2 separate regions of the Homo sapiens genome follow, and region 1 is linked to region 2. A link is a loop called in an ENCODE intact Hi-C map of the cell type or tissue named here. Cell type or tissue: Caco-2. All regions are shown on one strand. Links, peaks and the distances in the headings refer to the core of each region. The heading gives the core; the rest is flanking DNA. Region 1 overlaps SLC44A5 (solute carrier family 44 member 5). Region 2 overlaps RABGGTB (Rab geranylgeranyltransferase subunit beta).

Region 1 (10,791 bases), core at 4,130-6,629, 560 kb before region 2:
ACAGAATAATATAAAATATGATTTTCTGAAATAGGAGCTATATGTGCTCATCATACATATCTATATGAAACTGATCAGCATGGTAATTTCTGCAAAGGCAAGACACATATTTACACAGCAAATATTTTATTTGGATCCAATAGTCTAAACATGCTACTGTATTTGATATAAATGTTTTCAGTATTTGTCTTGATAATTATGGCAACATCTGGCTTTAAATGTCCTTTTGACTAGAAATGACCTTAATGTCCATCAGTAAGACATCATGATATATTTGTTCAGTAGAAAGATGCGTCAAAAACTCCTCCTAAGGTTTATACCTAATACGAATTTATGATTATCCATTTATTTATTTATCCTTGCAATTCTATGATTTTTGAGGTTATTTTAATAGATGTAACAAGTTTAGGGTTGGCATATTTTTAGTGAACTAAATCATTTTTATCCATAACATTGTCATTCTAAAATCTGTTTTGTCTGATATTATGTCTTCTTCCACTTTCTTTTGTTATTGATTGCTAGTATATTCTTTCCATCCCTTCACTTGCAAATGTTCTGTTTCCTTACATGTTGTATAACTTTTATAAATAATTTATAGCTCCAATTTGTATGTGTATATTTTAATCTGACCTGACAATCTCTGTATTCTAATTGGTGAGTTTAACATATTTATACTTTATATACTGATATATTTATATTTGTTTCTATGTTCTTAATTTTGCTTTTCGTATTCTACTTTGTGTCTATACTTCTTTTCTTCCAATTCTTGTCTTTTAAAAATTGATGATTTTTTGTTTGTTTACTTATATTCCATTTTTCTTCTCTACTCTTTTTGAGCAATCTACTCTATTTTTATAATAGATTACCTTGAAAATCTGTTCTTTTTTTAATAAGCCTAGAGTCAATATGTTAACAAGGAAATACAAGACCTTAGTTACTCAATAATCACCCACTCTAATTATTGCTCAATAATTTTGTTATGTACATTTTAAATAAATTAGTTAGCATGTAGGTAAAGCTAAACAAATTTTGCCTGCATAAAATAATAATTTTAGTGTCCAATGTCTAAAGCAATTATTATTTTATGCAGGCAAAGTTTGTTTAGCTTTACCTAAAAGCTTACTAATTTATATTCTTTGCTCACTATGTTTTCTTTTTTTTATTTTTTATTTTTGTATTACATCTCATATATTTCTGTGGAATCATTCTCCTTCTTCTGTCTCTCATAGCTGCATTCAATCCATCAGGAAATACAGCTATTATACAAATAAAAGCATGTATGGCCACCCTCAAGAGTTTCTCTCATTTGGCATATAAATTTCTGCAATCATCTCCTTACTGGTCTCGTTGCTTCCACTCTTGCCTCACCATGGTCTATTCTCAACACAGGGACTAGGGCAATCATTATATCTCATCTCTTTGCTACCCAAAGCCCTACATTGCCTCCCTGTTTCATTCAGAGTAAAAGCTTAGGTTTTATAATAATCTGTAAGGCTCTGCCCCCTTCATAAATTCTATGACCTCATCTCCTACTATTTTTTCCTTTACTCAGTACACCCATCCACACCAAGCTCTCAGCCACTTCTTCAACACACTCTTATGTTATAAGGCCTTTGCTCCAGCTGTACCCACTGTCTGGAACTTTTCCTTCATCTTAACTGTCTAACTCCATTGCTTCCAAGTGTTTTCTTAGATATTTTCCCCAAAAGAGCCCTCCTGCTAATACTGCCATTTTCACTCCTTGCCCTACCATGGCATTCTCAATCTCCCCTTACCTGCTCTACCTTTTCTTTTTTCCATAGCAATAACCACCTTCTAAGATATATATTACTTAGGCTATGAGCATCATGAGAGTAAGAACCTTAGTCTGTTCCTTTACTGTTGTACATCAAGAGTCTAAAATAGTGTCTGTACACAGCAGCTGTTCAATTGATATTTGTTGAATAAACAGAATAATGTATGACTAGATGTGGATTTCTCTTCCTTTACTCTCCTTAGTATAATGAGGGCTTCCTATATCTATGGATCCATGGTTTCATCGGTTCTAGAAAATTCTCAGCCAAGAGCTTTCAAATATGGTTGATATATGTTAGGCCTTTCTCAACCTATTTTCTATTTCTTTGAACCACACAATCATATTTTTGTCCCCTTGTTACATTCTGCTATATTTTTGGTAATTACTTCAGATTCATATTTCAGTTCATTAATTCTCTATTTTGCTGTTTAGCTTATCAATTAGTTTTTAATCTAACATTTTTATTTTGAAAAGTTCTATATGGCTCTTCTTCATGTATGCCTGGACGTTTTTGTTGATTTTTATTTTTGTTGCCCAAGCCTTTAATAAATGATACTCCATGTCCATGAATGAATGAATTCACTTTTTTTTTTTTGAGACAGAGTCTCGCTCTGTCACCCAGGCTGGAGTGCAGTGGCACAATCTCAGCTCACTGCAACCTCCGCCTCCTGAGTTCAAGCAATTCTCGTGCCTCAGCCTCCCGAGTAGCTGGGACTACAGGTGTGTGCTACCATGCCCAGCTAATTTTTATATTTTTTTTAGCAGAGACGGGGTTTCACCATGTTGGCCAGGATGGTCTCAATCTCTTGACCTTGCGATCCACCTGCCTTAGCTTCCCAAAGTGCTGGGATTACAGGTGTGAGCCACTGTACCTGGCTGTGATTCTATCTTTAATTCTTTAAACCTTTCATGCATGGTTATTTCATGTTCTATATCTTTCTTTCTTGATTTGTTTTTGTCTTTTGAGACAGAGTCTTATTCTGTTGCCCAGGCTGGAGTGCAGTGGCATGATCTCGGTTCACTGCAACCTCCTCCTCCCAGATTCAAGCAATTCTCCCACCTCAGTCTCCCAAGTAGCTGGGACTACAGGTATGCACCATCATGCCCAGCTAATTTTTGTATTTTTAGTAGAGACAGGGTTTCACCACGTTAGCCAGGTTGGCCTCCCACTCCTCACCTCAAGTGATTGGCCGCCTCGGCCTCCCACAGTGCTAGGATTATAGGAGTGAGCCACTGCAGCCAGCTACATGTTCTATATCTATTAATTCCCATATTTGAATTCTTGGAGACCTCAATCTCATGTTTATAGTATCCACTGATTTTCACACAGAACTGTTTTCTTGCAGGTCAGGTAGTCTCGGACTTTATTGATCTGAATCTGTGAAAACCTGGTGATGTTAATTGAGGAAACTTTCATCTAGAGGAGATTTACATTTGTTTATTTTGGCAGTCAAAGGGTACTAACAAACTGGGGTCATTTTAGACATTTCTAGGATGCCAGACTTACTCCAGGAGTTTCAGGTATGATCCCCTGTTCTGCTGCCAACTCAGGTCTAAGTCTCCCGATCCCAGCACTGCTATGGGTTACCCAGTGCTTCCTGCTTGGTTCCCCGCTTTGATTTTAGCTCATGAGTTATTTTTTTCATTTGGAGGAGATTTCCTTTATTTCCTAAAGTTTATCAAAACAATGTATTATATAAAACAATACAGCGCAATCCTCTTTTTAATGTCACGATTTCATAGCAAGAAGGCCCTTCAGACAGTTTACTTTCCTCCTACTAGTGAATGTGAAAGTCTAGACAATATTTTCCAATTTCTCTTTCTTTGCTTTCTCTCTCTTGTCCTAGATTTTTAAAAATTATGATCTCTGGACTTCAAGTCCTCTTTCCTCAATAATATTCCTGAATAACAATAATATCAGCAACAACAAAAATAGACATTATTTATTGAACATTTACTATATGCTAGCAAAATCTAAGTACTTTATAAGCATTATTTTGTTTAGTAGTCACATATTCCTGTTATATGATTGAGAAACCTATGAATTAAAGAAAACTGTATGCTTGCAGAGGATCATACAGTTAATATGTGATGAATCTGGGATCGTGCCTTTTTCATACCTTAAATAGATGCTCATAAACCAAAGTGTTATATGTCTTCTCCTGTATACCTCTTAACCTGTTCTGGCCAATGAGAATTGTTCCATTGCTGTTCATAAACACTTGCCCACAAACAGTCTGGCTTTTTCTCTGCTCAGTATGACACATCCACATTGTTATTTGCTCTAGTAAATGGGCTGCTGTCAGTAGGAAATTTCAGTAGAAAAAATTGGTTTCTCATGATATGTAGAAAGTCAATTGTCCAGGATAGTAGCAGAGGTCAGTTACATGTAGTCTTATTTTCTGACACTCCTCAACCTAACTGGACCTTTCCTCCCTCAGTAAATTACTGTCAAGCTTACTTCCTACACCATTAATTTTTGGGTTAATACTATCTAGGGAGTCAATAGGGAGCGAAAATTAAGTTGTTTTACCTGCACTTTTTATATGTTGACCATGTTTCTCCTTTTTGCCATTGTCAAAACTGCACTACAGCCAATCTCAGATTTTTCTTGCTACTTAAGACATCAGTTAAGTCAATAGCAGACTTTACTGCCCTTTCCTTCCTGATGACAATGCAAGAGTGATTGAATCACAAGCCCAGACTCTCCAGTGGCAAAGGGCAGAGTTTATTTTAAGCTCCAAGCAGGAACACAAAAACAAGATGTTTAAACAACTTTTTTTTTTGCAGTTTCTGATTAGGGCATGAAAGTTCTTGTGTTCCTGGACCAGACTGATCCACCTCTTATTTGTTACCTGGCTGTGCTCAATAAGAAGCTCAGGTGGGATGCAAGAGGAGCCGTACAGCAGGAGCAGATAGGGAACACCTGAGAAGTCCAAATGATTTACTAAAAACTCATTGGAGATAATGAGGAGGGTAATAACAATAACCCAATGCATACTGATTGTCAGCTGTGTTCCAGGTACTGCTCTAAGAGCTTTATATTCATTGTCTCATTTAATCCTTAAGATCCTCTGAGATGAAGATACCATTATTATGCTGATATTATAGACGAGAATACCAGGTCTTTTAACCACCAACAAACTTCCAAAGTTACCCAGTTGTATGTTATGGAGCTGGATTAGAACACAGGCTAACTATACAACCTGCAGATTCAACTGCATTCTTATATGTGCAAAGCTCTTCTTCATTGAATGACAGAAATAAGAGATTGTTATTTTTGATGTCTACTACCATAAAACTGTTGTCAGTCCAAATGGTGCCGTAGGGGAAATCATTCTTTTAAATAGAAACATCTCAAACATTCATATAATATATTGGCTCATACCTTTTTTAGAAGACTGAAAGGAAGCTTCCACAGGTGGTATATACTGTTCCACGTGAGACACTTTAATTCATATGTAGAGCTCACATTATACCTGATATGTATTGTTTTGGGGGGATCAAGTTTGTGATTAGATTTCAACCTTGATTTTAAAAATTGTATTTGTATAAATTTATGGGGTACGCATATAATTGTGTTATATGTATATATTGCATAGTGGCTCTTAGTGTATCCATCACCTGAATGACATGCATTGTATCCATTAAATAATTTTTCATTATCCACCCCCTTCCAGTCGTCAACCCTTCCACGTTCCCACTGTCTATTACTCCACACTCTACGTCCACGTGTACTCATTATTTAGCTCCCACACATTATTTAGCTCCCACACATTATTTAGCTCCCACAGACAGTACTGTAATTCTCCATACAAAAGTGTAATTCGGAATACTTGCCTCTAGAGGGCAATGCTTCATTGTGGAGTACCAATTATTAAACGGTGTGACAGCACCTGGATTAAACGTACTAAGTTGAAAGAGAAAAATAGATCACACTTCTGTAACTTTTCGGACCTGGCCTTTGATCGGATAGAAACGTTAAAGAAATAAAAGAAGTTGTCTGAAATGTTTTTCATTAATCTAAAAGGATTTCTTTTTACCTCCTTCTTAGTATCCATGAGGCAGGAGACCAAAGGCTGGTAGGGAAAAGAGTAAAATGTTCTGACAGCATTTTTTCCCCAAAGATACAGGAAGAAAAAGTTACAGAGACAATATATGCAAAATGAAATATTTTTTCTAAGTTTAAAGCTTTTTTGAGGGTAAAGAATAATTAGATCCACTGAAAACAAATGCTTTCTGGTAACTGATAACAGCGATTGAAAATAAAAGGATTATTCTGATATTTGATAATTTGAAGAGGAGTGATACCTACCATAACCTATAATTCCAATCACACCAATCATGAAGACCCAGAAGAGGCATCCAGCTATGAACCTCAGAAGTATCAAAAATATCCAACTAAGGACCATGGCAATCGTCAGGCCACTAGAAAAAACCCACAACAAACACAGTGGTCAAGTGTGCTAAACACAGCATATTACAAACATCAAGACAAAACTTTTTTTCTATTCAAAATTATTCTTAAATTCTTTTATTTTACCTGGCTATAGAAACATTAATAATGTTAAAAAGTGTAAACAATGATTTCCATTAAGACTTTCATATGAAAGAATAGGATCATCAGGGACTTTATACAGAACTCATCTTCATGTACCTGGGTAAACTGAAGTCTAGTATCAGTCATTGTTCAAGGAAAAATACAATTTCTCCAACTACAATTTTGATTTATTGGAGACAGTTGCCATGTCTTATTTTTTCCCTTCCTACCTATCTACTAGGTCATAAATTGTGAAATGTATTCATGATGAATTTGTTCTGTTCCATTTACTTAGTGACTGGTGGAAATCTTCTATAATATGGCTATCTAGAAGTAAGAGAATCATTTTGGGGCAGAAAGATAAGAAAAATAACTGGCCATCCCCGGAGCCCATAATGCTGTAGTCATTATCACTATGGTCTAATTATCTCTAGGAGTTTGTGATGCCTTATGTCATCCAGACTTCTATTCCAGCTCCCCAGTGATCTGTGGGCCATTATTTGGAATCATGATAAGGCTTCTGTGTCTCCAGGGACATGTGACTTTATCAAGCAATTAACAGCACGACTATCTTCTGTCAGCTTTAATTTCTTCTTAGAGCTTGACTGAACTACTAGAGAAGCTTCTTTTCCTCCCATATATCCAGGTTAAGGTCACATTGGAGTCTTCTAATGTAATTTCCTCAAAGAGAACTCATTAAGATCGGAAAGTTGGCTGACTGTTCTATTAAGAACTGATATGTCTGGTGCTATCTGTAAGTTTCCAAACATAGCAACAGACAGAGTGTAGTACATTTATTAAGTTATTGTCTCAAGTGTTATCTTTTTATTATAAAAAATCTCAATAATTACTGTCACTGGATAGATGACAACACAGTATTGAAGTATCATGGTCTTGCAAAGCCTGCGCTTTTAACTTGAGAAGTCATTCCCTCTTAAAATCACGGACACTTTAATGCTTAAATATTCAATATGATTGAAAGATTATTCCATGGCCTAGCCCAAGGGAAGTATTCAGAAATGTCAGAGGAAAAAAAACAAAAAATACAGCTATTTTAAGCGTATCAATACTTTAGATTTATATTTATAAAATAAATAAGAGCAGAAGAATTGAAAATAAAGGGAGATGTTCATGTTTTACTCTTATGAGTGGTGCCTGGGTGGAGAGGGTTTCATTGTGTGTTTTGGGGGTGAGGTAGGCAGGATAATCTATCATAATGTACACTTGTTCAGGTAGGTGTGAAAAAGCCAAATGAAGAAGAAGCGTGGAAATTATCTAGTGACATTTGGGTCTGACAATAGGAGAATCAATTTAAATACTGTCGAGAATAGACTACAATCTCTGCTGGAGATAAATCCTAACATACTAACAGTAATTACTGTAATTGTTTAGGACAAAGCATCAAAATGAGTAAAATCTCATAAAGTGATCTAATTTTACAGCTCTAAACACCACACACTAGTATCTCACACAAAATACAACTTAGACTTTATTATGCATCATATAGTTACATGCATCTATCTTGCTCCACTAGTGTTTTTCGTACTCTTCCCTGAACCACATTTTTTTTGTGCTGCTACATTCAAGGACCCATATAGAAGTTAGGAAAACAAAGATGAGTTAGACATAGTTACTATTGTAAAAAGTTCATACTTTATCAGAGGGAAAGGGCCAGGTAAATAAAACACAGAATGGTAGGTGCTATATGGAAGATAAGTATGTGTGTGTATTTATAGGTGTGTAAACACACACATGTACACACATGATGGGTATGAGGAACACATAAGAAGAAGTAAGTAATTACATCTGGGGAAGATAATAAAGGTTATAAATGATACTAAAGCTGATTTTTAAAAAGGAGGTGCAGTTGTCCAGGACTCAGTACCAGGAAAGGAAACAGAATGTGCAAATTTACAGGATTTGATAGTCTAGGGATGGGCACATTATTTGATATGTTTAGAATATAGTGTTAACCAAGAAACTTGGGTGGAGATGAATCTGAGAAACTAAATTGGGCTAGGTTTTAAAGGGCCTTAGAAGTAACTGAAAAAGTTTTAATTTTAGTCTTTGACCATTAGGGAACCATGGGAGCTTTTAAGCACTGGAGGGTGACAAAAGAGCCAGACAGTAATGACAGTCTTAAATGGGTCACACATTTACCCATTCCAGTCCAGTGACTACATTTCCTTAACTTTCTAGGAATGCAACTCTTATGCCTGAAAATGTTACATCTCCTCCTCCTTGTTATCTATACATATATATTTATGTATCGCATATGTAGCTATGTAGCTTTCATAACTACAATGACTTCTGGTTATGATGAATACCAATCATTACGTGGAAGGGATGTGTTGAAAAATAGGAACGATCCTTTTAAAGTCAAGGGAGGGACGAATTAGAAAAAAGAATCTGAGAAACAATCCTGCCTCCACAGTAGCATGTGATGAGAAGCACACGAGTATTACAGATACAGAAGTCCTGCAGATATTGCTCCATGTGACTTGAAGTATATATTCATAGGTACTTTTATTAGTACTTTAGTGAATAAAATTAAAATTTACACTCTGCCAACAGTGGGCATATTTCCAAATATCTTTTCCCTGTCTCACCTCACCTGAAAAAGAAAATGGCAGGAACTGACATCTGAGTGAAATTTGTTATGCCACCAGTACATTTCTTTTATTCATGAATAAAAATATAAAATTTGAAGAAAGAGTTCTACAAAGATAAAATCAGAATGGGGCTGGAGAAGAAACATCTATGTGTTTTCACTTACATGAGAATCCAATACCAAGTTCTTGCATAGTCTTCAAACACTTTCAATCCAAGTGACTTTGCATCAAGAAGTTTATTGATACCACTGCATTGAAAGAAGGGAAAAAATCAATTATTTTTTGATGACCACTAAACAGAAATGTTCTTTTTATGATAAAAGGGATTCTGCAAGGTGCTGTTGAAAGCATGTTTTCAGAAACCATCTATCAGTAGTGACTGTTTTCCTAGCCACAATAATACATAAAATGTCACTTCAGTAAACCTGCAAAGGTAGCTATAGCTGCACGCAGAGAGAACATGGTTTTCAAGAACGGTGAACAAATCCTTTTCCACTGTATGCAACATTCCCTCAATATTGCAGAAACCTCACTGTAAGAAATGAATTTAAATGATAAGATTAGCTTTTAATTTGCAAAACCCATAGTCAAGAATGAACATGATCTTTAATTCCTCTTCCTAATCCTGACAGTAAGGCATGATGGAACACATACTAGAAATTTCACAATCATCACTGTCCAATTTGAGGAATTATCAAAGTGAACACATTTATGTAACTACAACATTGTCAACCCCTTCTTCATGTGCCCCAATTGCAACACCTCTCCCTTCCTCAAAGTAACCACTATTCTGACTTTTGTGATAATTCCTAAGTTTTCTTTTTCATTTTACTAATTATATATGCATCACAGGGAAATAAATTTAACTCTGCTTGTTTTTGACTTTTATATCAAAGAAATCATATTTGTATCATTATTTTGAGACTTCTTTTACACAGATTTATATTTCTGAAAATCATGCAAGCTGCTATTGTATTCTAAATCTGCAGGAACTACACTGTACTAATTATACTCCTAAAGTCTTTTAAGATAAATAAATTTTTAGAATATCTTTTTTATCTATAATTCAACAACTGAGCAATGCAGCGATATGCTGTACACATTTATGTTTGTGCACATGTGTGTATGCGTGCACACAGGGAAATATATTTTCCAGTAACATGGAGCACCATGTGTGTAGAGCCAAGGGACGTGGGGAATTTACTGCATTATACTTAGTACATAGAAATTTGATATGCCACCAATACATTTCTTTATGTCACACTTCTATACCTGTTGATAATGAAAGATTTAACCATTTTGAAAAGCATCATTATTCTTTCTTTCTTTTATTTTCCTTTTTTTTTTTTTAAATCCCAGCTAGTCAGGAGGCTGGGGAAGGAGAATTGCTTGAACCGGGAAGGTGGAGGTTGCAGTGAGCTGAGATATGGCCCCACTGCTCTGCAGCCTGGGCAACAGAAAAAAGCATCATTATTCTTTCTAAATGATTCTGGGTTCTCCCTTACATGTTCTTCTTAATGAATATGTATCAAGCTCTTCAATTCACAGTAACACGTATATTTCATATATATATATATATATATATATATATGTGATTATTTTCCTATAACCCTTAACCCAATAGGCGCTTTAGTCTCGAGTGCAATAACAAAATGCATCAAACTGAAAATTAGAATGTAAACACACATACTTTGCAGCAATCCCGAGTTCTACAACACTTCTTGTCCCTCCATTTCCATCTTGAAACATCATCTTACTTCCTATTGTTAAAGTGCCATTTTTGGTAGAGAAGTCAGGGAAACATCTCTGGAGAACTGTAAAAATAAATTAAAATTATTGTAATC
Region 2 (8,727 bases), core at 1,434-3,933:
TTTTCAGATATGTGGTATTAATACATGTTTGGAATTTTAAGTGTCAGATCAAGAAGAAAAACTTAAGATATAAAGTGGTGTTTTAATAATTTGAGTTTTATCACTTTTAATGTCAAGAAATTATTATACACATAAACTTTATGTCTGTAATTTTAGATCTATTGTTGCACAGGATTTCTGGCAATTACAAGTCAGTTGCATCAAGTAAATTCTGATTTACTTGGCTGGTGGCTTTGTGAACGACAATTACCCTCAGGCGGGCTCAATGGAAGGCCGGAGAAGGTATTGTTTGATAAGCCATATTCTGCTAGCTTTAGAACCTTGAGTGAATGCTGCTGCTTTGTCTTGCCTGTTTCTATATTGTAAATTGGCCATGAGCTTATTTATTACCTTTCCCTGTTGTGAATTTTCAGTAATATATCCTACTAAAAGACTCCCCTTGACAAAGTAGACCCCCATGAGTTGAAATACTCATTGATCCTAATGTCCATTTCCAGACAGTCTTGTACAGGAATCTCCATGTTTAAGGACAGTTGATTTTGGCAAATTGGATTTTTTAAAAATTAGACTACAGAATTTTTGTTTGCAATCTTCTTATTTAAGGAATACCCAGATAATTTGGTTTGGAGAGAAGATTATTAAATTTTCCTCCACATAATAGGTCTCTCTTATCAGGTCTGTAAGGGACAAATAGTGAATACTCATTTGCAACTATGTAATTGTCCTGTAGAGCAAGTGCAGCCATAAGTGGTAAGAAATGAATGAGTATGGCTGTGTTCCAATTACAATTATTATGGATGGATATACTTGTATTTCCTATGTCAGATGGAATCTTGCTCTGTTGCCCAGGCTGGAGTGCAGTGACGCCATCTTGATTCACTGCAACCTCCGCCTCCCAGGTTCAAGCAGTTCTGCCTCAGCCTCCCAAGTAGCTGGGACTACAGGCGCACGGCTAATTTTTGTATTTTTATTAGAGACGGGGTTTCACCATATTGGCCAGGCTGGTCTCAAACTCCTGACCTCGTGATCTGCCTGCATCAACCTCCCAAAGTGCTGGGATTGTAGGCGTGAGCCACCGTGCCTGACCCAGGACTATATTTAAATGATTTATAAATGTAAAAACTATTCCTACACTATAGATTTGACTCAAGGATTGTAGCTTGCTGTGCCCCTGCCCTCTGAATGGGACGTGGTGGTACAGTAGCTGGGATTACAGTCATACACCACCACGCCCATCCAATTTTGTATTTTTAGTAGAGATGGGGTATCACCATGTTCATCAGGCTGATCTTGAACTCCTGACCTCAGGTGATCTACCCGCCTCAACCTCCCAAAGTGCTGGGATTACAGGCGTGAGCCACTGTGCTCGGCCTGTATTTTTATTTTTAAACCTTAGTATTTCTGAATAACAACGGGTAGAGAAACACCCGCAGTAGCTGTCTACAATAGAGTGAAATAAAAAGCCTGAGGAACTGTCAACAGAAAAATGGGTGGCCGTGGGGAGCACCGGGACCTGCACTTGCACACAATCTAGGGCAGCTTCTAATGAGTCTATGAGTTACTCAGGGATCTCATTAAAATGAGATCAGCCTTGAGTGGGGTTTTCTTTATAGACTTCTGTCACCATATTTTGAAGAGCAAGGGTTTAGTTGATTTTAAGCAGGTGTGTACCCCCCTGGACAGTGCTTGTAGAAAAACAGAACTATACCCATGGATTTCATGATTATACTGCTAGCTTCTTGGTTAAGGGGCTGAGTTAGGCATTCATTGCAGATAGAAACAAAGCAGATGCATGCTTATCAGTGAGTACTGAGATATTTAGCATGGTTACCTATGAATTGAAGTTTGGTCTCTTCTTACCCATTAATTGATTATCTTTCATTCTAAGCAAGTATTTCATACCCTGCATATCAGTATATCCCTGGATTTCGTCCTTCCACATGGTTTGACACTTTGAACATCAGATTACCTAAGAGTGAGACTTAACCCACTTTTAAATTGTTCTCAAAATTAGGGAAATAAAAGAGAATGAAATTGTGGCAACTTTTTTCCCTCCTAGTTACCAGATGTATGCTACTCATGGTGGGTCCTGGCTTCCCTAAAGATAATTGGAAGACTTCATTGGATTGATAGAGAGAAACTGCGTAATTTCATTTTAGCATGTCAAGATGAAGAAACGGGGGGATTTGCAGACAGGCCAGGAGATATGGCAAGTAATATTTCTGACATATTTCTATAAATTATTTCAGCGTTTGCATTACTTCATGGTTCCATGGATTTCCAGGGTGGCATTCCGAGTGTTGCTTTGAAAGCAGTTTTTTTTTCTATTTATTGTAGAGTGTATGAAGGATATAGAACAATCTTACAGAAATTTCTTGTCGCTTGTTGCTAACAAAATTAGTATATGGTAAAGGTCAGGTATTCATAATTTGAAGTTAAAGAAGTTTTCATTTTGTGATCTGTATATAAATTCTTTTTTAAATAGGTGGATCCTTTTCATACCTTATTTGGAATTGCTGGATTGTCACTTTTGGGAGAAGAACAGATTAAACCTGTTAATCCTGTCTTTTGCATGCCTGAAGAAGTGCTTCAGAGAGTGAATGTTCAGCCTGAGCTAGTGAGCTAGATTCATTGAATTGAAAGTTGCATAGTATAGTTTTGCCATTTTAACATTTCTGTATTTGAAGTGCTTATCGAATCTAAAAGTGACTACTGTTAATATTTTGTATATTGTGTTAAATTAATTTTAATAAATTATATAATTATACATATTGTAAAATAAAGACCGGTATTTTATTTTCTGCTTTTTATTCTGAAGTCCTGTTATTCTGACTACAGTTCTTTGTGTATACTTCTGTGTCTGTTATGTTCAATAACTGAGCTAACATAAAATAACTCTAGGTTTCTACTTGATTTTTCCCCCATGTATACCTTTCATCTGTTCTATAGCAAGTTGATGTAAATTGGTTTGTCAACAAGAATGTTAACTGATGAAAGTGGATAGAACCCATACATGAATTAAATGATGCACAAAATAAATGGCTGTTGAAATTTGGAAATGATTGATAGGTTTGAATATGGTTATTCTGAATTGGTCACAGACTTAGGTTAAATGGCAATCTACCATCTTAAAATGGGGTTGTGATTCGGACTGTCCTTTTTTTTTTTTTTTTTTTTTTTTTTTTTAGCATTTTATATATCAGAATTACCCAAAGAAGGAGTTGTCTTCAAATAAGGAAACACTAACGGGTAAGTTGATGGTCACCACAGTATTTTTTTGCACCTGTCTTTTTCTTAAAAAGCTAAAATGGGTACAATCACTCTTTTTTATTTTTTTGTGACAGAATCTCTGTTGCCCAGGCTGGAGCGCAGCAGCACGATCTCAGCTTAACTGCAACCTCCGTCTGCCGGGTTTAAGCAATTCAGCCGCAGCCTCTCGAGTAGCTGGGACTACAGCCGCACACCACCATGCCCGGCTAATTTTTATGTTACTTTAGTACAGACAGGGTTTCACCATGCTGAGGAGCTGGAGACCAGCCTGACCTTGTGATCCACCCACCTCGGCCTCCCAAAGTGCTGGGATTACAGGCGTGAGCCACCACGCCTGGCCTAAAATGAGTACAATCACTCTAGGGGTTTACAGTTTTGGTGAAAGTGAGGTATTCTCTATTTTTAAATTTTATTTTTTAGAGACAGGGTCTTCCTTTCTTCCCCAGGCTGGGGCATAGTAGTGCAATCACAGCTCACTGTAACCTTAAACTCCTGGGCTCAAGCAGTCCTTCCACCTCAGCCTCCTGAGTACCAGGGTCTACAGGTACCTGCCACCATGCCCACTATGCCCAGCTGATTTCTTAATTTTGGGGACAGGCACTGTCTTCCCCAGGCTGGTCTCCGGAGGTGAAGTAATCCTCTGGCCTCAGTCTCCCAAAGTACTGGGATTACAGGGAGGAGCCATCGTGCCCGATCTGAAAATAAGGTTTTTTGATGGAAATTGAGATTTTTCTCAAGTATGTTTGGAATGCCCTGTGCAATAATCATTCCAAGAACAGAGATGTTCTTAAGGACTGTTGTCACTGCATGTGGGTAAACCGCTGTGCATAACTGGTTTATTGAGATACTCAACAGTGGCAGGATTTCAGTAGTGGTGTAAATTAATGTCTTCTAATAGCTTCTGTATGGCAGTATCCAGATAATTTCGTCATGTTTAATCCATGGATCTCTGGTAAGTTGGTACTATTGGCCTTATTTAAGGAATTTTCTAAAGGTCACCACTGCAAAGCTGGAGTTTGAACTTCTAGTGTGCCATTAACTGATTTATATGTTAGAAACCACAGTACTAGAAATTGGTAGATGGGGAATTGTTAACTGAGAGATCTTACCCAGTCAGTCTTTCCCTGTTTCCTACTCTACTATGCACACAGCCATGTGCATACTATCTTTTGATAATATAACTATCTTTCCTATATTTGGTCACAAGATCAACCTTAGGTGGGTTATGCTGTGTGAGCATTACACGTTCTCATTGTGTCAAAGGCACTGGGTGTACTGTGTTGGGTGGTTTCTACATTTAAAGATAAGCTAGTGTGCTTGGACGTGTGGGAAATGCATGTAACATTTGCAATAAGGGAGATTGGGTGCTGTGAGAATAATGGGGCTAACAAATCGGGTGGTCATTGATGGGCCTTGCAGAGTTCTGGTCAGTCTGATACCTGCAGGCTGAGGATGTTCCAGTGAGGTTCATGTGGAAAGTGATGGGTTTGGGAATGGCTGGAAGCAGGGTCATAGACCTGAAGTACGTGAATCCATGTGGAAAGCTGAGCCTGCCTGCGCCTGCGCAGTGCAGCTTAGTGCGTCGGCGCGCAGTTCTCCCGCCCGTTTCAGCGGCGCAGCTTCTGTAGTTGGGCTACTGGAGGGGTCGCTCAGAAACCTCATACTTCTCGGGTCAGGGAAGGTTTGGGAGGATGCTGAGGCCTGAGATCTCATCAACCTCGCCTTCTGCCCCGGCGGTTTCCCCGTCGTCGGGAGAAACCCGCTCACCTCAGGGTCCCCGCTACAATTTCGGACTCCAGGAGACTCCACAGAGCCGCCCTTCGGTCCAGGTGGTCTCTGCATCCACCTGTCCTGGCACGTCAGGAGCTGCGGGCGACCGGAGCAGCAGCAGCAGCAGCCTTCCCTGCCCCGCGCCAAACTCCCGGCCAGCTCAAGGCAAGGAGTGATTGGGTGGAGGAGTCTCCTTGAGGCTAGAGGCCGGCAGTTCATGGAGGCTCGGGGGCACGTGGGTGGTGGTTACCACAGTGAAGTTGTGATTTGGTTGGGGCGTGAGATCTGAGTGCCCTGGGAATTTGGTGAGTCTGGGTGATTAGAAGCCTTGACTTTTCAAATTGGTTCTATTGCAAGACCTTGACTGTGGATGGCTCAGTTCTGAGAAAGGCTGAAGTATCCCATATAACGTCCCTCACAGTGTCTGACAAATGACAGTTTGTGCGTGAGTTTGCTGATAGAAGTTGTGAGCTGATCTTTGGCTGCTGAATTTAATTCTCCAAATCCTGCTAAGGTGGGATAAAATAGATTAAATTGAACATTTCATCTAATTCAGGGAAAATAATATGTTTAGTATTAAAAGAGTGGGCTGGGCGGTGGCTGACGCCTGTAATCCCAGCACTTTGGGAAACCAGGGTGGGCGGATCACTTGAGGCCGGGAGTTCCACACCAGCCTGGCCAACATGGTGAACCTCCCACCCCCATCCCCTATCTCTACTAAAAGTACAAAAATTATCTGGGTGTGGTGGCACGTGACTGTGGTCCCAGCTACTCAGGAGGTTGAGGTGGGAGGATGGCGAGTCCGGGAGGTCGAGGCTGCCGTGAGCTGAGATTGCGCCACTGCATTTCAGCCTGGGTGACACAGTGAGACCCTGACTCAAAACAAACAAACAAAAAAGATGCATGTCCTTCAAATCATTTATTATTTTGTTAGTCTCTATTCATGACAAAGCATCACCATTTTTCACACACGATTGCAACACAATGGTAAAGTAACAAATACCAAATCCAATGGTCATTTTTCAGTTCATCTCATGTGACCTTTCTGCTGTATTTAATGTTCTTAATTTCTTTATTTTTAGAAACAGAGTCTCGCTATGCTGCCCATGCTGGTCTCAAACTCCTGGTCTCAAGTGCTCCTGCCTCGGTCTGCCCAAGCATTGGGATTACAGGCATGAGCCACTGCTGCCTGGCCTATGTTTAATGTTCTTGACTGGTCTTCTCTTAAACTCTTTTAATTTGGCTTCCTTGATTCCACTTGCCCCTGTTTTTCTGCTACCTCCCAGAGAATTGCTGTGCCCACCTTTGTTCCCAAATTATGGGCATGTCATTAAAGCTTTTTTTCCTAGGCCACTTCTACCTAGATGTGACTATCTCCACAGCTCAGATCTCATCTACACTCCAGACTTACTTCAGACTGTCTTCTGAAGTTTTTATTGATGGACTAATGGATACCTCAGGCTGACTATATGATTAATTAAATTCCTCTCTGCACTTTTTTTTTTTTTTTGAGACAGAGTCTTGCTCTGTTGCCCAGGCTGGAGTGCAGTGGCATGGTCATGACTCACTGCAGCCTCAAATTCCTGGGCTCAAGCGATCCTCCCACCTCAGCCTCCCGAGTAGCTGGGACCAAGGCATGTGCCCCTACAGATGGCTAATTTAAAAAATTTTTTTGTAGAGACAGTGTTTTCCTACGTTGCCCAGCCTGGTCTCGAACTTCTAGGCTCAAGCGATCCTCCTACCTCAGCCTCCCAAAATGCTGGGATTACAGGTGTGAGCCACTGCACCTAGCCCTCAAACTCTTAAGTGTTCTTCCATCCTTGTAGCTTACTTACTGTACCACCAGAGTTATGTGGAAAATGATCTTATCATGTCCCTTGCCACTTAAATCAGTAGACCTGTATCTGCAGGTAAAAGATCAAACTCTCTAGAAGGATAGCCAAAGCAATTGGGATCGGTTTCTAATCTTTACAGATTTATCCCTCATCATTTAATATTTACCCTGCTTTCTAACAAAACTGAGCTACTTGCAATTCCTTTAAAGCAACATGAATGTTCACATTGTCAGTCTAATCCCTCTCTTCATCAGATGCTTGGTCACCCACTTATTTATCAGTAATGATAACATTCACTAATTTATATGCACCTACTTTGTTCTGGCTTCTTACTAGGCAGACGGTATCTTTGATCCTCACAATAATTTTGCAGAGTAGATTTTTTTTTTGTTCCTGTTTTACAGATAGAACCAAGGCCCAAATAGGCGAACAAAGGTTCAAATTATGTTAGCAGCTGGGGATAATAATCTGTGCTCTCAATGAACTTAAGGTTCAGTAGAGAAGACAGACTTAAAAATCAACAAATACACATTTAAGAAATAACTGTATTTGAGGTATTTATAATTTTTGAGGTAGGTATAATTAAAGTATGGGGACAAAAGTGGGAAAAGACATTTCACAGAGTAAGTGCACCTTGAACTGGTCTTCAAGAATAAGTAGGAAGAAGAATGCCAGCCAAAGGGAAACAGCTGGAGCGCATTCTTGAGAAAAACACGTGCAAAGGCACAGAAGAATCATGTAAAACTGCTAATAATTTTGCTTGGCTAGAGCAGGAGAGTGATCTAGGTAGATAAACTTGAATGTAGATATAGTTGTGAGAATTAGATCTGGGAGACAAATTTAACCCAGAGACCCCCCATATTCAACACCAGGTCTCTGGTTTTGGTGACTGGATAGATGGTAGTAGTATTTTCTGATTCTGGGAATTTTGTAGGCAAAGCAAATTTTAGAGGGAAGATGATGAGCTCTGTTATGGACATGCTGAGTGTGAAAAGCCTGTGGGATATCCATATATTTATATTAAGATAATTGAATATAGGAAACTAGAGCTAAGAAGAGAGAAACTTGAGGGAAATATGGATTTGAAAGTTACCAGTATGTTGGGACCACAGCAGAGAATATGAAGACTATATAGCAAAATAGAGGTCAAGGAAGTAGGAGGAGAATTAAGACAAGTGAATGAGTTTCAAGAAAGGGTATATAGTCTAAAAGTAGTCTGAGAACAAGAAACAGCCCTCTCCATCTCCAGTTTCCGCATCTCCAGTTTCTGGCAACCACTCTCTTCCTTAGCTCCCTAAAGCCTAGAAATGCTAATGGAGCACATTTTATGCTGGTTCTACACACGTCTTTATGATAGCACCCCTACACCCTGTCCACACCTTTGTAAATATTCTCTTTATCAAATTATCCCAGTTTGAGTATATCATTGATTCCTGCTGGAACCCATATAATGAAGTTATATTTTACCCTATGGTGAGTATGGGGAGACACATAGGAATTGTAAGAAAGAGAGATACTGATCAGATTTGCTTTTCAGAAAGATTATTGGTGATGATTCGAAGAATAGATTAGAGAGGTGTAATACTGGAAGCAAGGAGAAGAAGAAGTAGGAAACTTGCACAAGGACCAAAGAAGATACAGGCTTAAAATGGGCTGGGAGGAGTAGAGAGGGATTTAAATTTTAGTGATGTTAAAAAAAAAGAATTCTAGCACTCAGTCACTGAGTGTTAGGGTTGATGAAGGAAGAATTGAGAATGTCTCCTAAGCTTATGACTTGAGTGACAAGGGACAAGCTGGTACAATTAACCATACTGGTAATAAAGAATTAATTTTGAGGGAAAGATAGAGTTCA

Evidence for each region. A loop is a pair of places that touch in the nucleus more often than their neighbours do. Peaks named below come from ENCODE experiments on the same cell type or tissue, not always from the same donor. Only the 100,000 strongest peaks of a DNase experiment are listed, where the experiment ranks them.
Region 1: it touches region 2 in a loop (4-fold over the local background); 2 of 110 quality-filtered maps call a loop at or near these places.

Annotation. Positions count from the first base shown.
Region 1 is chr1:75,227,876-75,238,666 of GRCh38, forward strand. SLC44A5 (solute carrier family 44 member 5) reads right to left here. Exons shown (of 24, transcript NM_001130058.2): 10 at 10,638-10,761; 11 at 9,112-9,195; 12 at 6,111-6,223. Among named protein-coding and RNA genes, the nearest start is that of LHX8, 99 kb to the left of the region's middle. In Caco-2, for the core only: a CTCF peak has its summit at 5,636 (motif pointing right); no DNase peak of the experiment used is centred there.
Region 2 is chr1:75,792,025-75,800,751 of GRCh38, forward strand. It overlaps RABGGTB (Rab geranylgeranyltransferase subunit beta), which reads left to right. Exons shown (of 9, transcript NM_004582.4): 7 at 157-282; 8 at 2,060-2,209; 9 at 2,486-3,062. The coding sequence ends at 2,626. It overlaps MSH4 (mutS homolog 4), which reads left to right and starts at 4,858. Exons shown (of 20, transcript NM_002440.4): 1 at 4,858-5,205. The coding sequence starts at 4,962. In Caco-2, for the core only: no CTCF peak of the experiment used is centred there; no DNase peak of the experiment used is centred there.